Linked DNA regions of Mus musculus: region 2 is linked to region 1. A link is a loop called in an ENCODE intact Hi-C map of the cell type or tissue named here. Cell type or tissue: heart. All regions are shown on one strand.

The links. Peaks named below come from ENCODE experiments on the same cell type or tissue, not always from the same donor. Only the 100,000 strongest peaks of a DNase experiment are listed, where the experiment ranks them.
Region 2: it touches region 1 in a loop (2.3-fold over the local background); 4 of 42 quality-filtered maps call a loop at or near these places.

Annotation. Positions count from the first base shown.
Region 1 is chr11:54,521,725-54,524,224 of GRCm38, forward strand. Rapgef6 (Rap guanine nucleotide exchange factor (GEF) 6) reads left to right here and starts at 1,121. Exons shown (of 29, transcript NM_001252494.1): 1 at 1,121-1,394. The coding sequence starts at 1,326. In heart, no CTCF peak of the experiment used is centred here; a DNase peak (open chromatin) is centred at 1,057; H3K4me3 peaks cover 2,491 bases; H3K27ac peaks cover 2,167 bases.
Region 2 is chr11:54,112,196-54,114,695 of GRCm38, forward strand. P4ha2 (procollagen-proline, 2-oxoglutarate 4-dioxygenase (proline 4-hydroxylase), alpha II polypeptide) reads left to right here. Exons shown (of 16, transcript NM_001136076.2): 6 at 1,942-2,079. Among named protein-coding and RNA genes, the nearest start is that of P4ha2, 13 kb to the left of the region's middle. In heart, no CTCF peak of the experiment used is centred here; DNase peaks (open chromatin) are centred at 946 and 1,456; H3K4me3 peaks cover 861 bases; H3K27ac peaks cover 1,936 bases.

The sequences.
Region 1 (2,500 bases):
ATAATAACAATCAGTTTTTGCAGCTTTTCTTGTTCCAAAGGACAAGTAACAAAACTGAAGCTGTCTTTATTTTGTTAGAGACTAGAATGTAAAATTCAATACAAAACGGAGTGGAGAGGTTTGCTCTGAGCACTGCTTAGGTTAAAGCAGCCCCCACCCACTCACTCTCACTGCCCAGATTTTAGTCAAGGTTGTTAGATTAGGATGGAGGCAAGTGGAAATAAAAGGGCAGATCTACCTCCACAGAAGTTCTGTCCTTTAATCAGAACAAGTGACACCAGTTTCTCCACGGGAGTGGAAGCTGCACAGGTGGTGCAGAGGGCCTGAAGTTCTATAGGACGGGAAAAAACCTCTGGGATATAAGATTTCACCTGCGGGTCGGTTCCCCTACAGTCTCAAAGTGCTAAATAAATACCAAGTTGGCATGCTGATCTTCTCAGAAGGCAAGGATTCTGACAGCCCACAGGTGTTATCTGTCAACTTTCGAATCAGGAGTTCCTTAGTCCACCTGAGGCTTTTTGGTCATTAAACCCTTTAAAGGAAAATCCTAAAATTCTGCACACAGAAGCCAAGACAATCTGGTGCACGCTAGACCAGCAGGCTACTCTGAACTATAGCTCTAGTCTTCAAAACGCTTTTTTCTTTCTCTCTTTTTTTTTCTTCTTCTTTTTTTTTTTTTTTTTGAGGCAGCTTTCACTATCGATTTCGTGGTTTGTTTTTGTTTTTTAAAGTCGCGTAGAATACGCCACAAGGTTGCGGTGGGCTAGGTGCGCGAGTACTGCCCCGAGATCCGTGGCTTGCGGAGCGGTGCGTGGGCTTCCCCGCTTGCTGAATGGCAGCCTCGATTTCCGCGGGGCCATAAGAGCCCCGCGGTTTCCGGACTCGAGCGCTAAACCAAAGCATCTTACCCACAGCTCTACCCGATAGTCTATTTTTGGCGACGCCCTCGTAGCATTTCCGGAACCTCAACCGGAAGCTGGGTATGCGGAAACTACAATCCTGTAACCGAGGCGGAGTCTCGCGAAGAAAAGCCAAGCCGCTCATTCTCCGCCCCCTCCACGCCCATCTCTCTACGTCACGGCCAGGCGGGCGTTAGTGTGCGCGTCGTGCGCATGCGCATGCGTTCTCGGCCAGTCTCGCCCCCGCGCAGGCGTCTTTCTGGCCAGTCGCGCGTGGGCTGAGGCCCTGGGCGGGCGTTGCGAAGACTTGTTTGCTTGAGTTTGGACCCTGCGACAGTTCTCATTTCCCTCCCGGTGGGGCTGGCGTACACCCGGAGCTGGAGAATGGGCAGCTAGACGCAGGCTAGGGAGCCTGTGGCTGCGGACATGAACTCGCCCGTGGACCCCGGCGCTCGGCAGGCACTGAGGAAGAAGCCGCCCGAGCGGACTCCTGAGGTAAGGCCGGGCACTGGCGAGCACTGCTCGGCCCCGACCTGGCCGTAGCCGCGCAGGGTGATGAGCACCTTTCCTGCCGCTTCCTGCCGGGGACTTCCTTGTACTTGTGATAAGAAAGCACCGTTACTGTTGACTGGCTTCTGAGTTTGTGTGTGCTCAGGTGGGCTGAAAAACAAGCTGGGAATAATGATGTGTAAGAGACAGTTCATACCATAGCCAGTGTGTGCTGTGCGTTCATCTCAGATACTGCACAATTGCCCCCAGAAGACAGGTTTCCAATGTCCGTATCAGACTCTGCGTCAGCCAGATAGTAGTAAGTCCCGTGGCGGGTGATGCGTGTCGAGTGGTTCCCTGGTGCTTTTTCAAACTTTCCGTGGGAAGTTTAAGATTATTTGTTAAGTTTTCTTGGTTTGAAGACGTTTCTATAATCTTAGTGGCTATGTGTATTATACCAAAATTAAAAAAAAAAAAAAGGAAAACCCAACAGCAATGTAAATGCAATGAGTCGTCTTGTTTGAAGTTGCAGTAACTGAAATGAAATGTTTTAATTTTTAGTCACGGGAGTTTCATACTTAGAGTTCTTTGCATAGAAAGTCTCAAACTTTGGGTAACACTCTGGGACATGACTTTGTTACAGCCATTATTGAAGTTGTGATGTGTCCAGCTTGCTTCCTGAAACCTTGATCTTTGCATAGTAACAAGGCACCTGCCCACCCCTTTCCAGGGGCTACTTTTTCCTACTTATAATTTATGAATCAGCTTTTCTGTGGTGATTACCATTGTAATGTGCATTTTAAGTTTTATTTACGAACATTATTTAGGTAATGAAGGAAAACCTTGTTTCTCTTCAGGTACCGAATTACTTAGTTTGAAATTGAGTCTTTTTAAGTAGAGGACGTTTTCTCAACTGTTGGGGAACTTATGCTTGGTCATGTGTGCTGTGTTGAGGACTTTTATCTTGTGTTACTGGAATAGCAACATTGTTGAAGGGAATATTAACTGCTTGGATTCATTGGCTGTATTTTTGAATGAGTGTAGAATTTAGGTTACTAATAAATCATTATCCAGAGTGCTAGTGATGCTTTATTTTGACAAAGAGTTCTATG
Region 2 (2,500 bases), 410 kb before region 1:
AGCTGGCTAGCTAGACTCGCTGACCCATGAGCTCTGGGATCATGTGGGCGCTCCTGCCTCAGTAAATAAATAGAGGGTGATTGACGAAGACAAGTGACTTCAAATTTGAGCTTCCATATACATTCGCATGCATCCGTATGCACCCATCCACAAGAAAACACACGTACGCATACACGTTTATAAACGTTCATACACACCAAAAGAATCCGCTTATGTGTACAAACATGTTATTAAAAACTGGAGCTATGCATGGCCTAAAGGATTAAAACTCACTTGCTTTAAAGGATGAATGAATTAAAAATAAGCCAAGTGGGCGGAGGCAAGCTGGGTAACAGAGGCTTCATCTGAATATGTCCTACATGTGTCTCTTACGCACAACGCATGTCTGTGTGGAATTGACACAAACGTGCGCTCAGTCCTGCGTTTCCCAGGTTCTGTAGATGCAGCTTAAGTGTGCCTGTGCCGTGACTGTAATGACGGTATGGTCATCTCGTAGTGCACCTGGAGTTGTTTCCAATTTTTCAGCCCTCTTTTACATGCATTTTGGGTCTGCCTCTGATTATTTTTCTAAGCTAAATGACCTAGAAATGGTATTTACAGGGCAGAGCATAGATTTGTTTTTCTGGGGTAGTACCTTCTGCGAGTGAACACGTTCCTGTTACCCAGAGGAGAGGATATCGGTAATGGAAGGGTGGGCTGGAGGTGGGCCACGGGCTTCCCAGCCTCAGGCTGGGCCGGGCCTCTTCACTTCGCTGAGTGCTGATTAACTTCAGACTAGCTGTCTCTCTGGCTGAGACTGGTTACAGCCACGTGACCCGCCTGGGTTGGGGTTGGCTGGGGGCTGGGTAGTCTCTGGGGAGGGATTGGTGAGCTCAGAGCGGCTGGAGCTGTGCCTGTGAGCTCACAGCCTCCAGAAGCCACTGCCTTTCCCAGACCCCACCCCCCTTCACCCTCCCTTCCTGGGCTGGGCCTGCTGCACAGAACAGCTCAGAACAGGCTGTTCTGCCTGCTTTCTGGAGAGGTAGGCAAGGAAGCCCGCACAGATGCAGACAATAGATCTCCACGCTCCGACGTCTGATCTTGTCGTCCCCACTCCCTCCATTGCCATGTGGAAATGCTGTGATTACCTGGAAGGTGATTACACGTCCCGAGAGCAATCGCTTATTTTCATCTCTGATGTTGGCTGCTTGCCCCTGAGATAAGGGGGAACCCTGACAGTACCGTGTGGCTATTTCTAGGGGGTTTTCTTTTTTCCTGTATACTAAAGTCTTCCAAGTTTCTGACCACATATCTGTGAAGGAGACGATGTAGCAGCTCTTTGACACCCTGGCTTGGTGTGATGAGAGGGGATAGCAGGGGATGCTGCTACTCTTGGAAAGGGGCCAGGGATAGAATGTGTTGGAGCGCCCCTCCCAGTCCCCAGTTCTTAGGCAAATTCAAAGGCCTGAATCATTAGTATAGCAAGGCCTGGCTTCTACTTAGAGCCCTAAAATAACAGGAGCTGTGTCTCTGGCTTGGGACCAGGGCTTAGGGCCCTGGAAAAAGCCACCTGGGGCCGCTTCAGGGGTCAAATCTGTCTAGGCTCTGGGCTGTGGCCTTGGGTATTAGGAAGCTCATACCCTGCCTACTGAACTCTTATGTGCTAAGTTGTGTGCAGGGCTTTTTGGTTCCAAATGAACAGCACAGGGAGGGCTAAGAAAGTTCTGTAGAGGAGCCCCCAGATAGGACTTCACAAGGAAGGGGAGTGAGTTATTATTGTTGTTTCGACTATTATTTTGGTGTCGCACCCCGAATGTGTGCCAGACAGGTGTTTCATCACTGAGCCCCCAGCCTGCTGACAGCCTTTGAGGGAAGGCACAGGGAAATCTCATTAGCCAGAAACCTAGGTAGTGACTGTCCGCTGGGTCAAGAGTGACCTGTGTTCTCACTGTCATTTGGAAGGTTTTGTCGCTAACCTCTCAGTTCAGCGGCAATTCTTCCCCACTGATGAGGACGAGTCTGGAGCTGCCAGAGCCCTGATGAGACTTCAGGACACGTACAAACTGGATCCGGACACGATTTCCAGAGGGGAACTTCCAGGTAACACACCTCCATTTGCTTCTGTCTCCCCGCTGTCTGGACAGGTCAGACTGCTTAGATGCGACTCACTGTTGCTGTTGGTGCTGATCTTTTGGGTTTCCATTCGGTGCCAGTCTCCCATGCGTCAACCCCTACCCCAATGTCTTGATTCAGATATTAGCCAGGAACTCCCCCCAGTGTAGTAGAGAATTGAGGTCGTAGCTCAGGAAACTCCCTGCGTGCGCAGCTCACTCCCAGAGGAATGTCCATCTGCTGGTGGACCTGCTTCCATCCCTGAGCCTCTCAGTGCTTTCTGTCCAGGGCTGATGTGTAGGCTCACTGCTCATTCCCCATTGACATCTTAGTCTCCTCCCTTTCATCCAACCCGTACTTCTCTGGGCTCTCTCCTTGAGTTCATATACATCCCCCTTCAGCCCCCCAT